Regions from separate parts of the Homo sapiens genome. Here regions 1 and 3 are each linked to region 2. A link is a loop called in an ENCODE intact Hi-C map of the cell type or tissue named here. Cell type or tissue: heart right ventricle. All regions are shown on one strand. Each heading gives the region's core, and the rest is flanking DNA. Links, peaks and the distances in the headings are about the cores only.

Region 1 (7,471 bases), core at 834-5,833, 490 kb before region 2:
CCATTGAGAACTTTGGCACCCACCATCATCTTAAGAGATTTTAATATCCGTGTGAAGAACTCATCCAACATCCCGGGCTCAACGATCCCCAACCACCATGACTTTCACCTCCACTCCATCCACCCATGTTCATGGCCTCTGCCACACCTACACCATCTTCCTGAATCACCCCACCGCTGACATCATAAATCATGGTTTTGCACACTTTGACCTCACTTCCACCATCCCTGCTCCCTGCCCTTCCCTCCAGTCCCAGCAAAAACCTGCATTTCCACCACCAAGCCAGGCCTCTTCTCTCCCCTCCCCTGGGTTCCTTCCCCACCCCCGGGAGTGAGCTGGCTACCAGTTCTCTCCCATCAGCCTTCCGTCTGTCTTCACCGTTTTCTCTATATAGCTCTTTTCCATCAGTATTTAAAGTCAGCCAAATCTCTCTCATCTTTAAAGAGAATTCCATATGTATAAAATTTTTTCTGGATGAATATATAAGAAATTGATCATAACTGTTACCTTTGGACAAGGAGAGACGAGGGAGTCTGAAAAGTACAGAATTTTACTTTTCATTTTATACATTTGCTGTAGTGTTTGATTTTTTTACCACGTACATTAATATTTTTATTAAAAATAGCAAATAAGACCTGGCACGGTGGCTCACGCCTGTAATCCCAGCACTTTGGGGGGCCGAGGCAGGTGGGTCACTTAAGGTCAAGAGTTCAAGACCAGCCTGGCCAACATGGTGAAACCCTGTCTGTACTAAAACTACAAAAATTAGCTGGGCGTGGTGGTGCATGCTTTTAATCCCAGCTACTTGGGAGGCTGAGGAGGGAGGCAGAGGTTGCAGTGAGCTGAGATCACGCCACTACACTCCAGCCTGGGCAACAGAGCAAGACTCCGTCTCAAAAAAAAAAAAAGCAAATAAATAAATAAAACGCAATGATGTAACCACCTCCTCTTCTCCCTTAGATGAAGCCCTCCCTTGGGTCAGCTTTGGCTCAAGTGGTTACTTCCTCATGCCAGACTTTCTGTCTCTCTAACTCCCTGTGCTGGGGTTTGAATCCTGCAGGTGCTTTCTGATCTTTAAAAAAAAAAAAAAAAAAAAAAGCCCTCCCTCAACCCATCCTTCTGCTGCTCGGAGTCATGCCCTTTGCAGTCGACTGCACTCTCTGCCTCCACTTCCTGGCCTCACACTTGTTCCTTGCCCACTGAGACCCGGCTGTTTCATGCAACATCCCGCTGAAATGTACCAGCTGGCAAAAGGCACTCATCATCATCACTGTCACTAAATCCAGGGCTTGTACCTCCTGATTCTCCTTGATGGTCTTATGGCATCTGGTCCACTGACCACGCCCTTCTTAGAACACTCTGCGGCAGGCTGGGTCTCCCACTTCTTGCTCTAGATGACACTGGTGTTTCCCAAGGGACCAACCTCATCCTTCCCCTCAAGCACCACGAGAGTTCATCTTCACCCAACTTGTGGTTGAGTAGGATATGATGAAGACTCCACACCCCAGCCTCCGGGCTTGACCTCTTCTTATCTAACACCCACTGGTCATTTTCTCAGTCAGCAGGTCCTCTCCCTCCACATGCCCCAAGCCTGCCCACTTTTGCCACCACTACCCACAATGATGAGTCACCTTTGACTCTTCCCCCACCTTCTCTTCCACACACTCCACCACTATCCCCATGCCTCTGAGTTTATGGCTAAGCATTTCCATGACCTGCCCTCTCCTCTGCCTTATTTCTACTGTCACTGCCTTAGGGTTCAGGCCTGGCACACCTCTCTCCTAGATGAATGCAACAGCCGACTGCCCTCGATGACTCCAGAACGGTCCCTCTCAGATCTGTCCTCCCCACCAGCTGCTAGAGTGGAAAGTAAAAAGGTATGGCTGTTTATTTGAAAATGCAAAATCAGCCAGGCGTGGTGGCTTACATCTGTAATCCCAGCACTTTGGGAGGCCGAGGCGGGCAGATCACGAGGTCAGGAGTTCAAGACCAGCCTGGCTTAATATGGTGAAACCCCGACTCTACTAAAATTACAAAAATTAGCCAGCTGTGGTGGCATGCACCTGTAGTCCCAGCTACTCAGGAGGGTGAGGCAGAAGAATCACTTGAACCCGGGAGGCAGAAGTTGCAGTGAGCCAAAATCACACCACTGCACTCCAGCCTGGGTGACAGAGTGAGACTGCATCTCAAAAAAAAAAAAGATTCCTCACTGCCAACCTACAACTAAGACCTGTCCATCCCACTCACCTCCAATAAAGGCTGAGTTCATCTCACAGTTCATAAGCCCTCCAGGACCTGGCCTTGTCTATGATCCAGCCTTATTTCCTACCACTCTCCACCTCAACTGCTAAGCTCCAGGTTCCTTGAAAATCTGAGTTGACAAAGCACCCACTGCCATTTCACACCTCGATGTGCAGACTCCTTGGTGACATTTGCAGGACCCCAGGGGCAAGAGTACAAATGAGGCCCACGTGTTGTACCATGTGTCTGAATACAATTTTTAAATCAAGTTAACAACTGGCTCAATAAAATATTTCCTTTCTAAAATTGAGATGTAATTTGCATACCATAAAATCCATCACTTTAAAGCATACAATTCAGTTGGTTTTTGGTATTTGGTGTCCACACGCAGGACCCTGGAGGCCTGCCCGGACTGTTGGGTGAGCCAAGGCGCCCGTGCCTTATCCCTGCCAGGAACATACACCTCAGCCGCGGCACCCCTTTGGGTAATTCTGTTCCTCCTCCCACCACGAGAAGGGAAAGAGGGGGGAAAAGAGATCCCCAAGCCAGTTTGTTCCTTATGAATTGCCCTGGGAGAGAGGTTTACTCTGGGCCAACAACAAAATGATGGGCTAAAATTTTTTTAATCTTCTGCGTATTCTAGTTATTCAATTTATACTCCCCCACCCAGTGACTTCCAATCCCTTTTGCAATACACAGCAAAATACAACTCTGTCTCAGACCATATTTTTCAGATCACATTTCCCGGGGTTGTTTCAGTAAAATAGTATTCGCCGATATACAGAGCCCCTTTTCTTCCCGCATGTTTTCTCCCTATTCTCCACAAGAGGGAGCCAGCAGGTCCTGTTTGGGCCACGGCTTCTCCGCTCCTCACATCCCTTCTCCAACCAGGGCAAAGAAGACGTGGGATCAGAACCTGCGGGCGGTAAACCAAGCCCACAGCTCTCACACTGTTTGGTGAGCAGGGCTGTGTAGAACAACAGGATTTTTCAACAACTTATTTCAAGGGAATAAGAGGTGAACACCTGTTTTTGTTGTTGTTGTTGTTGTTGTTTGTTTGTTTTTTGTTGTTGTTTTGAGACAGAGTCTCGCTCTGTCGCCCAGGCTGGAGTGCAGTGGCGCGATCTTGGCTCACTGCAACCTCTGCCTCCCGGGTTCAAGTGATTCTCCTGCCTCAGCCTCCTGAGTAGCTGGGATTACAGACACATGCCACCACGCCCGGCTAATTTTCATTTTTTTAGTAGAGACGGGGTTTCACCATGTTGGCCAGGCTGGTTTCGAACTCCTGACCTCGTGATCCGCCCGCCTTGGCCTCCCAAAGTCCTGGGATTACAGGCGTGAGCCACCGTGCCTGGCGAACACCTGTTCTTTAAAAAAAAGAGAGAGGCTGGGCGCGGTGGCTCATACCTGTAATCCCAGCACTTTGGGAGGCCGAGGTGGGCAGATCATGAGGTCAGGAGATTAAGACCATCCTGGCTAACACAGTGAAACCCCGTCTCTACTAAAAATACAAAAATAATTAGCCAGGCGTGGTGGCAGGAGCCTGTAGTCCCAGCTACTCTGGAGGCTGAGGCAGGAGAATGGCGTGAACCCGGGAGGCGGAGCTTGCAGTGAGCCGAGATGGCGCCACTGCACTCCAGCCTGGGTTACAGAGCCAGACTCCGTCTCAAAAAAAAAAAAAAAAAAAAGAGAGAGAAAGAGTGATCTGGAAACAATGGAAAAAGCTTTCTGTTCATTGAAGTCCATAATAGCGTTGTATGTACATGTTTAGTGAGCACAAAATTATTCCACAAATATAAATTAACTGGTTTTAGAAAAAATACATGGAAGACATTTTTATTAAGTCTCAGTTGCTGTCCTATTTTTTTTTTTTTTTTGAGACAGGGTCTCGCTATGTTGTCCAGGCTGGTCTCCAACTCCTGGCCTCAAGGGATCCTCCTGCCTCAGCCTCCTAAAGTGCTGGGATTACAGACACATGCTACCACACCCGACTTAATGTATTTTAATGGAACACAAAACTGATTTTTTTTTTTTTTGAGACAGAGTCTCACTCTGCTGCCGGAGCTGGAGTTCAGTGGTGCAATCTTGGCTAACTGCAACATCTGCCTCCTGGGTTCAAGCAATTCTCCTGCCTCAGCCTCCCTAGCAGCTGGGATTACAGGCATCCGCCACCATGCCCAGCTAATTTTTGTATTTTTAGAAGAAACGCGGTTTCGATGTGTTGGCCAGGCTGGTCTCAAACTCCTGACCTCATGACGCGCCTCGGCCTCCCAAAGTGCTGGGATTACAGGCGTGAGCCACCATGCCTGGCCACAAAACTGGTTTTTAAAAGTTGTTTTTTAAATATTAGACAATGTAAATGATAAGGTGACTTGTTTTGTGTTCAAGAGATAGTTCTTCATGCCACACTGTAAAGCAGGTGGGATATCAGGTTAAGGAGACTGGAAGCCCTAAATATTTTGACACCAAGGACTTGTGTGGGCCAGTAGGAAGATGTACTTGGTGGCAGTGGGAGGGACGCTCTGGATTCAGGCCTCGGGACCACGTGGGCAGCCCTGGTCCCCGTGAGTGGAGGAGTGATAAGGGCTAGCGTTGGGTGACAAAGGCTGAAGAAAGGACACATATGTGAGACTGTGAAGGAGTAACTGACAAGGCCTGGTTCTTGACTGAAGAGGTGGAAGTAGGAAGAAATCGGAAGCAAGCTAGGCGACTGATTTGACATTGGTTGTGGTTTGAGGCAAGAGTAGCAGAGGAATGACAATTCACTCTGAATTCCACACTTTGTAATCAATCCCTTTATTGTAATCACAGTAGTATTTATATATATTTGAAAAACAGTAGAACATAGAAGTGTGAAATATGCATTTGAAAAATAGTAGAACGTACATGCGTAAGGCAAGATATATTTGCTCTACAGGCAGGGCTTGTTGCACGGGTCACAGACCCCCTTGCAATAACTCTGCAGCATCTTCCACTCCACCCTGGGCTCTTTGGTGTAGACTATGAGGAATATAAATCTGTGATAGTAAAGAGATATATTATGCTAGAAGCCCATCAGCAAAGAAACTGTCCTGGCATTCTTGTTCCAATGAAGCAGAAATGGGGACATATCCATAAATGGGCTGGGGTGGAGTTAGGGCAGGCCCAGGCAGCCTTCAAATTTTATGCCTTGAGTAGAGTTCGTACCTTCTGGCTTTTCCATCACCCTCCAGCCCAAATTTCCTTTTTTTTTTTTTTTTTTTTTTTGAGACAGAGTCTTGCTCTGTTGCCCAGGCTGGAGCACGATCTCGGCTCACTGCAAGCTCTGCCTCCCGGGTTCATGCCATTCTCCTGCCTCAGCCTCCCGAGTAGCTGGGAGTACAGGCGCCCACCGCCACGCCAGGCTAATTTTTTTTTTTTTTTGTATTTTTTAGGGGGTTTCACCGTGTTAGCCAGGATGGTCTCAATCTCCTGACCTCATGATCGGCCCGCCTCGGCCTCCCAAAGTGCTGGGATTACAGGCGTGAGCCACTGCGCCTGGCCCCAAATTCTTCTATGAAACAAACCTTCACAGTCCACTGAGCTGGTGTGGTTCAAAGTGCCATCAAGGGTGGTAAGAATGATTGAACTCTGATGACCAGATGATTTTCCTGCTCCAAAGCTCCCTTGCCAGGACACCCTCAAGCAAGAATTGCCCTCCTGAGCAGGGCTTCCTGAGGCCAGATGTGGAGGCTTTTCTTCAGAAATCTCCTGGTCAGCCATGAATAATCACTACTGTGCAAGAGGATGAGCTCCGGCCTCTCTTAGTCACCTTTGAGTCCATCTCAGCTACTGAAATGTCTGTCCTATGGAGTGGGAGGCTACCCGGATGAGAAGAGGAATAGAAACAGCACAAGGACCACGTGAACTCTCCCGTACTGAACCATAGTACAGGTCCTACAGGGAAGTTTGCCTTGTTTCCGACCCCACTCCTGAATGTATGACAGGCATTTGCTGAGAACAAAGGCTACCATTAGGCATCGCGGCTGATGCTGTGAGAGTCTAAAGGATACACTTTCTACCAGGAGGCTTTCCGCCTAGGAAAGGGGAGACATGAATCTAAATGCACTAGATGAGAGAGCTGTGTAGATGCGCGTCTTCCTCACTGGTCTCAGTCATTTTTTAACCTCCCGCTTACCCACAGTACTGCACCTGGCATGCAGATGATGCTCCCATAATGTTTGGTAAGCATTACATGCAAAATACAAAAGACAGTTCATAGGAGGAAGAGAATGTGTACATGTAATTGCGGTGCATTGGGGCCCATTTATAACAGGGTTTCTCAAGAGTGGCACTGTCAACATCTGGGGACAGGTAATTCTTTATTGTGGGGGCCGTCCTGGCTCTTGTAGGATCTTTAGCAGTATCCCTGGCCTCTCTGCACTGGATACCAGGAGCGCTCAGCCATGATAATTGAAAGTGTCTGCAGCCATTGCCAGATATTCCCAGAGATAACGTCACCCCCACTGAGAATCACTAGGTTATAGCTTTTGTGTCATCCCACTGTCCAATCCTCCTGCCAGGGTCCTGTGTTCTGAGGTTTTTCTATTCCATTTCTAAGAAAATTATGCTTCCTAAAATCTGTGACCTCAGAACTTTATTCTCTGTTTTTCAAAATGTTGATCAAGTCATGCAATAGTGAATTCAAATGAAACTGGTTAACGGAAAAAGATACTAGTAGTTCCCTCACCCACATTCATCTCCAGAATCCATTTGTCACTGGAACATCTGAATAGGGCCACTTGGAAGCAGCCCCATGACATATTAACATCCTACAACATAAACACCCAGATGGCACAAGGGAGGCCCCCACACCAACACTTCACAAGAGCCGCCCCAACCAGCCACTGAGCACAGGAGCTTCGGCTTACAAAAGGCAGCTTACTCCCACCTACCAGGATCACAGAGCATGGCAGAGTGGCCTAGTCACCTTTGAAAGATTGCCTACTCTGTCCAAGATCTAAAAGCCATTGCTTAGAATGGTGACAGTTTTAGGTTACATCCAAATCTGGATCTGAAACCACTTTCCAAGTGTCTGTGTGTCCCCACCTCCTGCTGCAAGGGCTGCCTCAAGATGGGATGCAGGGTACATGACCTAAACGCCCAAAACCCCAGTAAGCATTTCTCATTGAGATCCACCTGCTGGCCCTTCTTAAGGGACAGAGCAAGCGAGTGGAGAGAAAGCCCAGGGACTCGGGTCACCTGCAGAAAT
Region 2 (7,471 bases), core at 1,357-6,356:
CAAACAGGACCATTCCAACACAAAGAGGTTCAGGAACAACAGAGGGACATCACCCTCAGCCTAAGCATGCCAGCAAAAGTTGATGCTGAGAGCCCTGGTGGGATGGGGTAGGGGGCCAAAAAGCCAACAGGAGGAAGACCAATGCTGGGAGGATGTGGAAGGGGAGGTAACGGAACCGTGAATGCCCAGGATGTCGGCAGCCACCCGGAGTGCACTGGGCCAACCTCAAAGCTTAAATGTGGGCAGAAATGGCCTTGTTTCCTTAGTCAGGAGGCAAACAGATGGTAAGAGGAGATGCTGGTGGAGAGCCTGCAAAGGGGGAATGGCTGCGGGCTCATCTTACTCAGCTCACACGCTGGGAAATACCACCTAGATGGGCACTGCACACACTGAGGACGCCTTGCACTGGAATCCAAGAGGGCCCTTCCCTACTCTGCCTGATGGGGCATGCCAGGCTCCAGCCTGATTCAGAAGTGACCCTGGAGAAGAGCATGCCCTTCGCACGGACGCTCGTCTAGTTCCCACAACCACCAGGTGGGGCAGGAACTAATCAGAAAATTATTTTTGAAAGGTAATATACAGCTCAAATGTAAAATGCACAGCAGATGTAAGTCTCTCTCCGCCCTTGTCCCCCATTCCTTTGCCAAAATGAGCCAGGGCAGGCAGAACATCTATGACAGTGCCTGGCATGGTATGGACACTAAGTGTTGGCTGTTGTCATTAGTGTCATGGGGAGGCATGGACAGAATCAGTGTAACAGGTCACCTTACAAGGAAGGACAAAGGAGCCAAATGGGAGAAAAAGCAGCCCATTTTTAAATACAAATCAAACAAAATATTTACTACTAGATACTCCCACAAAATCAGGGAACCAGCCTTACTAGTTTTGTGTATGACCCTTGTTTCCTGATGCAAATATCTATGTTCATCCTTCCCCCACTTTTGTTCCCCCAGAAACTGAGTCTTGCTCCATCACCCAGGCTAGATAGAGTTCAGCGGTGTGATCTCAGCTCACTGCAACCTCCACCTCCCGGGTTCAAGCGATTCTCCTACCTCAGCCTCCCGGCTAGCTGGGACTACAGGCGTGCGCCACCATGCCTGGCTAATTTTTTTATATTTTTAGTAGAGATGGGGTTTCACCATGTTAGCCAGGCTGGTCTTGAACTCCTGACCTCAGGCAATCCACCCACCTCCCAAAGTGCTGGGATTATAGGCATAAGCCACTGTACCAGGCTTATCCTTCCCTCCCTTTTTTTTTTTACATAAAAGTAGCAAACTGTATAGGTCATACTATTCAGAACCTTGGTTTTCTTTTCTCTACAAAAAATATCTAGGGGCTCATTCCTAAGCAATACAGCAGGTCCTTCAGTAACATCACTTGGTACGATATCTTTTTTTTTTTTGAGACAGAGTCTCACTCTGTTGCCCAGGCTGGAGTGCACTGGTGCGATCTCAGTTCACTGCAACCTCCGCCTCCCTGGTTCAAGCAATTCTCCTGCCTCAGCCTCCCAAGCAGCTGGGATTACAGGCATGTGCCACCATGCCCAGCTAATTTTTTTTTGTGTGTGTATATATATATATATATATATATTTTTTTTTTTTTTTTTTTTGAGACAGAGTCTCACTCTGTCTTCCAGGCTGGTGTGCAGTGGTGTGATCTCGGCTCACTGCAACCTCTGCCTCCTGGGTTCAAGCAATTCTCTGCCTCAGCCTCCCGAGTAGCTGGGATTACAGGCACCCACCACCACACCTGGCTAATTTTTATATTTTTAGTAGAGATGGGGTTTCACCATCCTGGCCAGGCTGGTCTTGAAATTCTGACCTTATGATCCACCCGCCTCAGCCTCCCAAAGTGCTGGGATTACAGGCGTGAGCCACCGTGCCTGGCCAATTTTTGTATTTTTAATAGAGACGGGGTTTCGCCATCTTGGCCAGGCTGGTCTTGAACTTCTGACCTCGTGATCCACCCGCCTCAGCCTCCCAAAGTGCTAGGATTACAGGTGTAAGCCACACCGCCCAGCCGGTCCAATGTCTTTTCATTATATCATTGATAAGAAACCCTGATTCCTGACTGAGGTCACTGTCTGTATGGAGTGTGCACATTCTCCCCATGTCTGCCTGGATGATATCCAGTTCATCTGGATACTCGGGTTTCCTCCCACATCCTGAAAACATATACTTAGGTGAATGGGGCTGACTACATGGTCCTGGTCTGAGTGTGGGTAGATGAGTGAGCGTGCCCTGCCATGGGATGAAGTCCTGCCCATGATTGGTTCCCTCCTTACACCCTCAGCTGCTGGGACAGGCTCCAGCTACCTGCGAACTTGAACCCATTTGAGTAAGCAGGTAAATCATAATCTTGTGTTTTTTTTTTTTTTTTTAAGATGAAGTCTCGGTTTGTCACCTAGGCTGGAGTGCAGTGGCGTGATCTTGGCTCACTGCAACCTCCGGCCCCTGGCTTCAAGCAATTCTCCTGCTTCAGCCTTCTGAGTAGCTGGGACTACAGACACTCACCACCATGCCTGACTAATTTTTGTATGGGGTTTCACCATGTTGGCCAGGCTGATCTGGAACTCCTGACCTCAAATGATCCGCCCTAGTTGGCCTCCCAAAGTGCTGGGATTACAGGCATGAGCCACCACGCCTGGCTCATCTTACTTGTTTTTATTCATCTTTCATAAATGTATGTACAGCTCACATTTATTTCACTATTTAATTTAAAAGTGTTTTAGTCTTTACTTAGAAGTTTGGTGATGCTTTCATGACCAGAAATATGCCATAGGAGCTTAACTCTTATTTATATCAATTAGACTATGGTAAAATTGGTTTCGTTATATGTCCTTTCAAGTGGCAGAGTCACGGTTTCCAAGAACTTACTGACGACATCAAGTGAGGACTTACCGTACAAAGACAGCTTCCTCTTTTTCATTACTGACCAGTACTGTATTCTGGTGTAAGGACGCACTAGTTTATTTCACCAGTCCCTTATTAGTGGACATTTGGGTTATTTCTAGTCTTTTTTGCTAGTCCAAACAATGCTATGATGAGTCACTATGCACACACATTTGTGCTGGCACATCCTCAGCATGAATTGCAGAAGTAGAGCTGCTGAGGCGAAGGGTGCTTTTGCACACACTGCCAAGTGGCCCTCTGCTGAGTGGTATCACTCTACACTCCACCAGCACATGTGAGGGCCAGTTCCCACGGGAGCCAGGGTCTTTAATCCTCACGTCACAGATGGGGAAACGAAGCCTCTGAGTGAGACAAGTCCAGGACTGCCCAACTCCAGAGCCCAAGCTGTTTATGAGCCAACTGGGGAATAAGTGATCAAACAGTTAAGCCACAAAGCAGAAGAGAGAGAAGACTGGTGGAGGGACAAAGAGAAGAGTGACAAATCTTGCTGAGACAGAGATCTTACGGAGCCACATCCTCACCTTGTGGCTCATTAAGAAACTGCACATGAAGACGTTTACAGGCAAGTTTTGTTTTCATAAGTAGGGGAACAGCTGCGCCCGTGAGCTAGAAAAACCAGGGTGAAGGCTGGGTATAGCCCATAATTCCCAATTGCTACTTCTTGCTCCATTTCTTTTTTTTTTTTTTTTTGAGACGGAGTCTCGCTTTTTCGCCAAGGCTGGACTGCAGTGGCGCTATCTCAGCTCACTGCAAGCTCCACCTCCCGGGTTCACGCCATTCTCCTGCCTCAGCCTCCCGAGTAGCTGGGACTACAGGCGCCCACCACCGCACCCAGCTAATTTTTTGTATTTTTAGTAGAGATGGGGTTTCACCACATTAGCCAGGATGGTCTCGATCTCCTGACATCGTGATCTGCCTGCCTCGGCCTCCCAAAGTGCTGGGATTACAGGTGTGAGCCACCACGCCCGGCCTCTTGCTCGATTTCTAAAAACTCTCTCAATGGCTAGAGATTCCCCACACCTCTCACTAAAGGGTGCGATCTTGAGACAAGGTGCTGGAATAAGATGATGATGGGGCAAGGGAGGGGTGCAAACAAATTATCCCTTTGTTTTGATCATGTACTTTTTATTCATCTTGTCTGGACCTCATTATTCAAAAAAGAAGGTATCTATTTAGCCTGGAGAGATAGGGAGTGGTGAGCTATTACAAACTATTCAGTTGACATCCCTAAGTAACTTACAAGGATACACACAAACCTAAACTAGGTTAGTAGTGTGGCCAAAGTCCCTTCAGCAACCAGGTAAGAAGATCTGAAATTCAATGATTTTCAAGGAAATTGTACGTCTGTAAAGACGGAATGAAGGTAGTTACTTTCTTAGACTGGATAAACAGTCCCTTCATAATCTTATTAATCTGCCTGACAAATCATGCTTTTCCCCCCTATTATACAAGTTTATTATGAGAACCAAGACAGACACATGTGAAAGAAAATAAAAACCAATCTATAATGCATTCAAAACTGTCTATGAAATGTTACCAAAATGCAACGAAAGGGAGAAATCAGTTGGGATAAAAATAATAGGGGAAAACTTCCTGAAGTAATGACTGAAGACAAACCTCTTTTAAAACAGCAATCATGCCGAAGAAAACACTGGCCCAGGCTATGATAAACGCACAAGTTTTGGATTCCTAGGACTCAACCCTGTCTGCATCTGGCCGGTGGCCATCTGTAACACTGCATGAAGGTCTGGTCTTCATTTCCATAGATCCGAGATTTTACACATCATTCCTCCTAACCCTCTGGGGTAGGGGTGGGGGCGATAGATTCAGGTTGCACTTCTAATAAGAGGCAGCTTATCCTTCTCAGACTGGTGAATAGCGCTTGTTGTCTTGGACCCACACAGTCTCCCAGGTCATCAGCTTTAAACAATTTCCTAATGTGGGGCCTCCCGTTCTCGGATCACACATTTTACAGTGCTCCTGGAGGCTAGCAGCTCCATGATGGGGCACAGGCCCCCGTCGCCTCCCAAATGAAGGAAGTGCCAGGAGGTTGGACTGAATGACAGGAGACATCAGAGCACAGACAGTGAACTCAACCTTACCCTCTGAGAAAGGTCTGTACACAACAGAACTGCCTTGTCCTTTGTCAAACCAAGAGACAAGCCACATAAGCTTCAGGATATTCTAGGGACCATCTGGACTTTGCTATTAAAATTCTGTTAGTTTCCAGAACCTGAAGAGGCTGTATGATCCACCAGATATAATTAGGAGTGATGTAGGCTTGGCTTACTCTTGCCCTACAGTAAAAATACGCCCACAAATCATGCATGTGGTAACACAAACTCTAAGCCTGGACATCTGACCCTTCTTCGTATATGCTGCATCACCCTAGGACACTCCTGTCACAGCTGCCGGGCTTCCTCCCACTCACTTCTGTCCAAGATGGAGAGAGGAGGACTGGGAACTGTGGGAGGGGTGAGGCTCTGCTCTTGCTCTTGACTAAACCCCTCAAACAGATGAATGATCAACTAGAGAGCAATCCTCCTTTCAACAAAAAAGGACCTCCCCTAGGACTATTTTTTTTTTTGAGATAGAGTCTCGCTCTGTCGCCCAGGCTGGAGTGCAGTGGCACGATCTTGGCTCACTACAACCTCTGCCTCCCGGGTTCAAGGGATTCTTGTGCCTCAGCCTCCCAAATGGCTGGGATTACAGGCGTGCACCACCATGCGTGGTTCATTTTTTGTATTTTTAGTAGGGACAGGGTTTCGATATGTTGCCAAGGCTGGTCTCGAACTCCTGAGCTTAGGCAATCCACCCGCCTAGGCCTCCCAGAGTGCTGGGTTTACAGATATAAGCCATCACGCCCCGCCTCTTTTTTTTTTTTTTTTTTTGAGATGGAGTCTCACTCTGTCGCCCAGGTTGGAGTACAGCAGCGAGATCTTGGCTCATTGCAACCTCTGCCTCCCGGGTTCAAGCAATTCTCCTGGCTTAGCCTCCAAAGCAGCTGGGACTCCAGGTGCGTGCCACCATCCCCGCTAATTTTTCTATTTTTAGTAGATACGGGGTTTAACCATGTTGGCCAGGCTGCTCTCGAACTCCCGGCCTCAAGTGACCTGCCTGCCTCGGCCTCCCAAAGTGTTGGGCTTACAGGCGGGAGTCACCGCACCTGGCCAGGACTCTTTAAGTCGTGAGCTCCCTTTGAAACAATCTCATTTATACCAACTTTGCCCAGGGAGCTCTGTTCTGGCAAGGGCTCGTCTCTTACCTGAGCGCACAGTCACCTGTGCCAGCCACAGAGGCCAGGTGTTGCTAGACTGAGCAAGCCCTATGAGTTCAGGGCCAAAACCTCCAAACCTGTTTTCACAGGAGGCCACAGGAATAAGTGATAATTGCCATGAACACACAGTGGCAGAACCTGCCCAGAGAACCAAAGAGGCTTTCCATGCTGCTCTTTCTCCAATAACATGAAACTGTCCACAAGGAAACAGAAGGCAGGACCCAGCAGAGCTTGCTGGAAGAACTCTGGGGGAACTAGATTTATGGAATAAAGGAGCTTAAAGGCAGAGGCCAAGCAGGCATGGGAGGTCACATGAAAGGAGGTAAAGACACGTAGGGGAAGCCAACAAAGGGGCCAGTCACAAAAGGTGACTGAGGCCTGCTTCAGGGTGGCGTGGGTGCCAGGAAAACTGTGGCTGGAGGCCTGAGACTGGGAGGCCAGCAGCAAAGAGCAACTGCTGCTCCACCTGCTCCTGCCCTGCTGGGAAGTCCCCCTGGAGCCCCACAGTCCCCCACACCAGCCCTGTCTTTCACTGTGGGATAGGTCACTCTGAGCACTTTGTCCCCCTTCTCTGCAGGTAAAATCAAAGTAAAGTGAAAATGAAGAAAAGACTCAAAGCTACGGAGGGTAGACTGTGTCTGCTGTGGCTTGGCCATGGGCCGAGGCCATCCCCAGGATCCTTGGGCACCGGGAGCCCCTTCTTTTCTCCCCAGGGCTGCTTCTGGAAGTTTTGCTTAGAGTCAAAAGAACAGAAGGAATCTCCCAGGGCCCTAGGAGGAGCCAGTGGGTCCCTGTAGATCAATGCGGTAGGGAGGGCTGTGGGCTAGGCTGCTTGGCTGTCTGTTCCCTCGCCTTCTCACTCACTTATCTGTTGGCTGACTGACCAGGGCTACCAGACAGCCTCCCAGCAAGGCCAATGTTCTCATTTACAAGGCAAGGTCTTTAGGTAGCCCTTTTTTTTCTTTTTTTTAATTTGAGATGGAGTCTTGCTGTGTTGCCCAGGCTGGAGTGCAGTGGTGCTATCTCACTGCAACCTCCACCTCCCAGGTTCAAGCAATTCTCCTGCCTCAGTCTCCTGAGTAGTTGGGATTACAGGCACCCACCACCACGCCTGGCTAATTTTAGTATTTTTAGTAGAGACAGGGTTTCACCATGTTGGCCAGGCTGGTCTCGAACTCCTGACCTTATGTGATCCTCCTGCCTCGGCCTCCCAAAGTGCTGGGATTACAGGCGTGAGCCACTGCGCCCAACCTAGATAGCCTTTAAAGAGATGTAAGTCACA
Region 3 (7,471 bases), core at 834-5,833, 120 kb before region 2:
TGGGGTTTCACCATGTTAGCCAGGATGGTCTCGATCTCCTGACCTCGTGATCCACCTGCCTCTGCCTCCCAAAGTGCTGGGATTACAGGAGTCTTTTCTTATTTCTGCACTACATTCGGGTGCTGTAATCTCTCACCTGGTATCCTTAGTGCTTGTGAAGGTATTTTCATGCATGGACAGTTGTTCAAATTGATGTTTCTGTGGGAAGCAAGTGTTGGAATGGCCCATTTTGCCAACTTACTGATGTCTAGACCCTGTCTTCTTCTAGGAAGAAAGATGTTTGAGCAGGCAAGAGGAACAGATGCACAGGTCACCATCCAGAAGCCCACATGCATGCAATCCCAACAATTTCTTTGTATTGAATTATGTGGGATGTGAATTAGTAGCAACCATAATCACTTCACTTCAGTGAGTTATTAGTTACCTCCTTGGGTTTGGCTCTTTATTTTGAAGATTTAGCCTTTAGTGGCACATGTGTGTACTACAGAGGGACAGAGCATTTCTTTGTAAACTTAGAAAACCTACGAACATCGGGAAATATTTTCAAATTCAAGGGAAAAAACTTAAGTAAACCAATAGATTAAAGAAAATGAGGACGGGTACAGTGCCTCACTCCTGTGGCTCAATCCCAACACTTTGGGAGGCTGAGGTGGGCAGATCACTTGAGTCCAGGAGTTCAACACCAGCCTGGGCAAACACGGCAAAACCCCATCTCCTCAAAAAATTAACCAGGCATTGATGGCCCATGCCTGTAGTCCCGGCTACTGGGGAGGCTGAGGCAGGAGGATTGCTTGAGCTCAGGAGGTTGAAGCTGCAGTGAGCTGAGATCATGCCACTGCACTGCAGCCTAGGTGACAGAATAAGATTCCTGTCTCAATAAATAAATAAATAAGGAAATCAGAAAATCTACAAGCTGTACTAATGCTTAGTTCCTGAATGTTGGCCAACAATGAATAATTCAGGACATCCAAAATACAGTAAACACCAAAAACTTACTCGACCACTCTCCCATTTCAGAACATGAAGCATACTGAAGTAGAGACGGCAGGATTTTCTCATGCATGGAATATGGGATGTGAATGAAAACAGAAGGATCACTTGATGGCTGCGGACCTGAGCAACTGGAGGGATGGAGTTGCAATTAGGTGAAGTGAGGAATTCAGCAGGGGAAGCAAGTTTTGGGGCAGAAGATTTTATCAGGGATATTTTAGTAATTAAATAGTTAGATTAGTGTCTTAATCACAACTCCACATCCTTACCTGATTTGGAGCTTCTGTCAGTCTCCCAGCTCTGAGCTGCTTCAGGCTGGGAAGCCGACAGTCGGGGAGAAGTCATGGATAGCTTCTGGTCCTCTTTTCCCACTGTGGCTGTCCTCCTCTTCCCCGGCCCTCACTATGTTGTCTCCAGCTCCTCTTCTGGGACAGGAAGGGACAGAAAGATCTTACTGACAGGTACCCCATGAAGGTACCCCCTAGGGGATGGAGATCCCAGGGCTTCCCCTCCTTGAGTCCCTCAGAGATTCCTGGTAATGCCTCTCATCTGACTGCCATTTTGACCGCTCCCTGTCATCTTTCAGGCCACCTCTCTTTTGGGATCCCATGGTCTTTCTAGGGAAGGATCCAAGAGGGACCCAGGATCCACATTTGGTCCATAAGAACCACCCGTACTTTGCCCTGTCCTCAGAGGGCGTGTAGTCCACATCTAACACAGCCCTCTCTACTCTGCCACCTCTGGCCACTTTGGCCTGGAGAATGTTTTCAGAACTCATCTCTGTACTACACAAACTCTAAGGACCTCAAGTCAGATTCTCCAAGGAGTTCTCTTGAGGTCCTTTCTGTTGCCTACTTAAAGTGACCTGGCAACTAACCAAACATATGTGTGTGTGTATATGTGTGCATGTGTGTGTATGTGTGTATATAGACATACATATCTGTACACATATGTATGTGTGTATACATATACATACACAATACATATATACATATACACACACATACAATTAACAGAAGACATATGGATGGATGGCCATAGGAGCATAATAGTCATAATCTGGAAACAATCCAAATTTTAATCAGTAATAGAAATGGATAAATAGTGGGCCTGGCACAGTGGCTCACATCTGTAACCCTAGCACTTTGGGAGGCTGAGCTGGGAGAATTGCTTGAGCCCAGAAGTTTAAGACCAGCCTGGGCAACATGGCAAAACCCCATCTCTAGCCAAAAAAACCCACAAAAATTAGCCAGTTGTGATGGTGCACACTTGTAGTCTCAGCTACTACTTGGGAGGCTTAGGTGGGAGGATTGCTTGAGGCTGGTAGGTGGAGGTTGCAGTGAGCTGAGATCCCACCACTGCCCTCCAGCCTGGGTGACACAGCAAGACCTCGTCTCAAAAAAAAAAAAAAAAAAGAATGGATAAATAATGGTAGCATATTTTTTAATGCAATTTTTTAAAAAAGAATGAACTACTACCACAATGTGGGTAAATTTCACAGGCATATGTTAAGTCAAAGAAACAAAATACAGGCAGGGCATAGTGGCTCACGCCTGTAATCCCAGCACTTTGGGAGGCTGAGGCGGGCGGATCACAAGGTCAGGAGATCAGGACCATCCTGGCTAACACGGTGAAACCCCATCTCTACTAAAAATACAAAAAATTAGCTGGGCATGGTGGCATGCGCCTGTAATCCCAGCTACTTGGGAGGCTGAGGCAGGAGAATCACTTGAACCCGGGAGGTGCAGGTTGTAGTCAGCTGAGATTGCGCCACTGCACTCCAGCCTGGGCGACAGAGCGAGACTCCATCTCAAAAAAAAAAAAAAAAAAAAAAAAGAAAAAGAAAAGAAACAAAATACAAAAGAATGCATACAGTTTGATTCCATTTATATGACTTTCAACAACAGGCAAAACTAATCTATGCTGTTAGAAGTCAAGATAGTAGGGTAAGTAGTGAGTGGACAAGAGGGAGGTTTTGGGGAGATCTACTGGAATATGCTCTAACTTAATCTGGGTGATGATTACATTTGTTACGTAATGGGCTTATACATTTCTACAGTTTCATCTAGCTCTACAGTTGAGATGTGTGCATTTTATTACATATATGTTTACTAAGAAAGTGAAAAGACAATTCACGGAGAAATTTTTCTCCCTATTATTCATACATTGCATTTTCATCATTTGATAACATGAGTTGGGGATTATTTACAAAGAATGCTTTAGTTGTGAGGACATTCTAAGCCTAAAACTGGCAGAGACATTTCAAAAATGAAAATGTTATGTCTAAGGAAAAACAGCCCTCTTCCTTTGCTGCCTGTGACCGCTGTTACCACACTTCTCAGGTTCTCCTAAGCGAGCAGCGTGGCTTCCTGGGCTTCTACCAGAATTTACCAGCAGGGGTCAGCCCTGTACAAAACCCAGGCGCTTGAGCCTCCCGTGAATTGGAACTTGCTCTCTGGTTCTGTCAAGCCATTCTGGCCTTTTAGCTTTCTCACTTCACATTCCCAGCTACACTTCCTTCTGCTCTGTTACCACCACCCACTCCCGTGATCACAACATGGACCAGAAACTTCACAGCCTTCCTCACTCATTCAAACACGCTCTCCTCTCCTTCCGTGCTCTCAAGTAACCCCCGCAGCAACAGTCCTTTCAGCTTAGCAAGCTCTTCAGTCCAAGCCCTGCTGCTTTCTCTCCATCCTGCAGTCCCCTCCTCTCTTCACTCTCCCCTTTTCAACCCAGACATCACGGGTCATCAATGAAATCACTTTTGCAAACACCTCCAACTCTTTGACCATTCTAGGCCTCAGCTCCTAACCCCTTAGGATTTTCTGGCCGGGCGCGGTGGCTCACGTCTGTAATCCCAGCACTTTGGGAGGCCGAGGTGGGCGGATCATTTGAGGTCAGGGGTTCCAGACCAGCCTGGCCAACATGGTGAACCCCGTCTCTGCTAAAAATACAAAAATTAGCTGGGTGCGGTGGTGGGCGCCTGCAATCCCAGCTACTTGGGAGACAGGGGAATCGCTTGAACCCAGGAGGCAGACGTTGCAGTGAGCCGAGATTGCGCCACTGCAGCACTGCCGCTTGGGCAACAAGAGTAGAAAAAAAAAAAAGTTAAAAAAAAAAAAAGGATTTTCTGTTGCACTTGGGATAAAGTACAAAGCCCAATACAGAGCCCCCAAGGCCCTGAGTGACCCAACCTTGGGCTGGTATCTCTCCCACCATGACTCATGCACAGCACTCCCCTCTCCATGTTTTCCACTCTTCCCTCTCCCAGTGGAGAAAAAGTCATTTCCTCCAAGTCCACTCTCTCATTCTCTTTCCTAACAAGGGGTTTATTTCCTTCAAGACACAATATAAAACTTTATCATATTTGTATAATTGCGTATTTAATGTTTGTCTTCCGCTTGGGGCTGTGCACTCAACAGAAGCAGTGCCAAGCACTTGCTAGGTTCATAGAAGACACTTAAGTGTTTGTTGGCCAGGCGTGGGGGCTCACGCCTATAATCCCAGCACTTTGGGAGGCTGAGGCGGGCAGGTAGCTTGACCCCAGGAGTTTGAGACCAGCCTGAGCAACATGGCGAAACACCGCCTCTACAAATAATTGAAAAAATTAGCCGGGTGCGGCCAGGCGCGGCGGCTCACGCCTGTAATTCCAGCACGTGGGAGGCCGAGGCGGGTGGATCACAGGGTCAGGAGTTTGAGACCAGCCTGGCCAACATGGTGAAACCCCATCTCTACTAAAAATACAAAAATTAGCCGGGCGTGGTGGCACTCGTCTGTAGTCCCAGCTCCTCAGGAGGCTGAGAAGGGAGAATCGCTTAAACCTAGGAGGTGGAGGTTGCAGTGAGCAGAGATCATGCCACTGCACTCCAGCCAGGGCGACAGAGCCTCCAGAGCGAGACTCCGTCTCAAAAAAAAAAAAAATTATCCGGGTGCTACTCGGGAAGCTACTGTAACCCCCAGCTACTCAGGAAGCTGAGGTGGGAAGATCTCTGGAGCCTGGGCTGTTGAGGCTGCAGTGAGCTGAGATTGCGCCACTGCATTCCAGCCAGCCTGGGTGACAGACTGAGACCCTGTCTCAAAAAAAAAAAAAAAAAAAAAAAAAAAAAAGAAGAAAGAAAGAAAGAAAGAAGGAAATGTTTGTTGAATTAGAATGTCAATCTAGACCTTGACCCCACCAAGACAGAAGACAGGTGTAGTGCCCTCTGTTATTTAGAAAAATAATCGTAGTAGCACTTTACATTTGTATAGTATTTGTCTTTTCAAAGTACTTTAACATCTATTATCATAATAATAAAGATAGGTAAAAATAGGTTGCATACAATAGGTAAGTGCTATTTTCCCATTTGACAGGTTAAAAAAAAAATGAGTCACGAAGAAAGTTGGCTAAAATATCAGAGTAAGGACTAAAGCCAAAATCTCTAACCTACCCATTTGTACATCTTAATTAGTAAGTAAATATTCTGTCTTATGATCAAACTTGCAGTTGAGATAATAGCTTAATAGGTAAGTGTTCAGCCCTAGAGACATAATGTTCAGTTTCCAAACCCAGCTCCAGTACTTAACTTGCTGTGTGACCTGGCACAAGTTACCTAACTTCCCTGAGCTTCAGTTTCTCCATGCTTAAAGTGTGAATAATAATGCCTATCTGAGGTGGTTGTAGTGAGGTTATAAAGAGTATATTGCTAGGAGTGGTGGCTCATGCCTGTAATCCCAGCACTTTGGGAGCCCAAGGTGGGCGGATCACCTGAGGTCCCGTGTTCAAGACCAACCTGACCAACATGGAGAAACCTCGTTTCTACTAAAAATACAAAATTAGCCAGGTGCGGTGGCTCATGCCTGTAATCCCAGTACTTTGGGAGGCCGAGGCAGGCGGATCACCTGAGGTCAGGAGTTCGAGACCAGCCTGACCAACATGGAGAAACCCCATCTCTACTAAAAATACAAAATTAGCCGGGCGTAGTGATGCATGCCTGTAATCCCAGCTACTCAGGAGGCTGAGGCAGGAGAATAGCTTGAACCTGGGAGGCGGAGGTTGCGGTGAGCCGAGATCGCACTATTGCACTCCAGCCTGGGCAACAACAGCAAAACTCCATCTCAAAAAAAAAAAAATTAAGTAAATAAATAAAAATAATAAAAAATAAAAATACAAGATTAGCTGGGTGTGGTGGCGCATGCCTGTAATCCCAGCTACTCGAGAGGCTGAGGCAAGAGAATCACTTGAACCCGGGAGGCAGAGGTGGCAGTGAGCCAAGATGGCACCATTGCACTCCAGCCTGGGCAACAACAGCAAAACTCCATCTAAAAAAAAAAAAAAATGCTGTAATATTTTTCTCTCCTGCAATTATTAATATAAATATATAAGAATAATGACCCTTAATGAAACTTGTGAAGCAGATAAATCCATATTTAAATGGAGGTTTCCCTGGAAAGCTAACACAAATGATTAATAGGTTGCAATCTGTTAGAACAGACTAAAATGCTTTGTTTATTTACAATGAGGCCTCTTTCTCTATCTTTGTTATAATCTATTAACAGTTATTGCATGGCTACCTGAGGTGATGAATCTGCAGGAAAAATCTGTTAAAAGTACAATAAAAGCATTCTTCCCTATTCTAGTACTTTATAGAATTCAATAAACTATTAACAGCATAGGACAGAATGGTCTGTATCCTAATTAATGTTCAAGGATGCAAAGTAATGAGGTCCAGCCTTCCAGTTTTCATTTAAAAAACTACAAAGTTTTCTCTCATACCCATAGTCGACTTTTCAGAAGTGTTTGATTCCTTCCTTTTATTTAATTTTCAAAATAATGAGTTGGTTTTCTAGCATTCTCCAAAAATGACCAATGAGATTTTTAAAGTAGAATTTTGGACTTAATATTTACACCTTTTTTTTTTATACTTTAAGTTTTAGGGTAATGTGCACAATGTGCAGGCTAGTTACATATGTATACATGTGCCATGCTGGTGTGCTGCACCCATTAACTCGTCATGTAGCATTAGGTATATCTCCTAATGCTATCCCTCTCCCCTCCCCCCGCCCCACAACAGTCCCCAGAGTGTGATGTTCCCCTTCCTGTGTCCAGGCGTTCTCATTGTTCAATTCCCACCTATGAGTGAGAATATGCGGTGTTTGGTTTTTTGTTCCTGCGATAGTTTACTGAGAATGATGATTTCCAGTTTCATCCATGTCCCTACAAAGGACATGAACTCATCATTTTTTATGGCTGCATAGTATTCCATGGAATATTTACACCTATTTAATGTGTTTTCATTAATTACAGCTATTATTCTTATTGATGCTTAAAATGTCCCAACTCTGACTAGTGAGAATGTCTTCAAATTTCTCTAAGTCATGTTGACAGGACCCTGATGGCTTCCTTGCTTTCTAGTAGAATAAGATGGTCCAGAGTTCATCTTGCATGTTTCCTATTTCAGACTTGCAGTTAGCCATTTCTCCAAGAAGTTTGGTTCCTGTT

Evidence for each region. Hi-C counts contacts between places; a loop is a spot of excess contacts. Peaks named below come from ENCODE experiments on the same cell type or tissue, not always from the same donor. Only the 100,000 strongest peaks of a DNase experiment are listed, where the experiment ranks them.
Region 1: it touches region 2 in a loop (4-fold over the local background); 15 of 110 quality-filtered maps call a loop at or near these places.
Region 3: it touches region 2 in a loop (8-fold over the local background); 74 of 110 quality-filtered maps call a loop at or near these places.

The regions. Positions count from the first base shown.
Region 1 is chr2:65,549,039-65,556,509 of GRCh38, reverse strand. It overlaps the pseudogene VTRNA2-2P. Among named protein-coding and RNA genes, the nearest start is that of LINC03050, 50 kb to the left of the region's middle. In heart right ventricle, for the core only: CTCF peaks have their summits at 2,855 and 3,056 (motif pointing right); a DNase peak (open chromatin) is centred at 3,149.
Region 2 is chr2:65,060,865-65,068,335 of GRCh38, reverse strand. All of the region lies in intron 1 of CEP68 (centrosomal protein 68), which reads right to left. Among named protein-coding and RNA genes, the nearest start is that of CEP68, 8.2 kb to the right of the region's middle. RefSeq lists enhancers at 1-768, 6,654-7,155. In heart right ventricle, for the core only: CTCF peaks have their summits at 3,240 and 3,441; DNase peaks (open chromatin) are centred at 3,185 and 4,845; H3K27ac peaks cover 4,172 bases.
Region 3 is chr2:65,183,358-65,190,828 of GRCh38, reverse strand. It overlaps LOC124907779 (a long non-coding RNA gene), which reads left to right. Exons shown (of 2, transcript XR_007086461.1): 2 at 1,018-1,239. Among named protein-coding and RNA genes, the nearest start is that of ACTR2, 41 kb to the left of the region's middle. In heart right ventricle, for the core only: CTCF peaks have their summits at 3,170 and 3,376 (motif pointing right); a DNase peak (open chromatin) is centred at 3,388.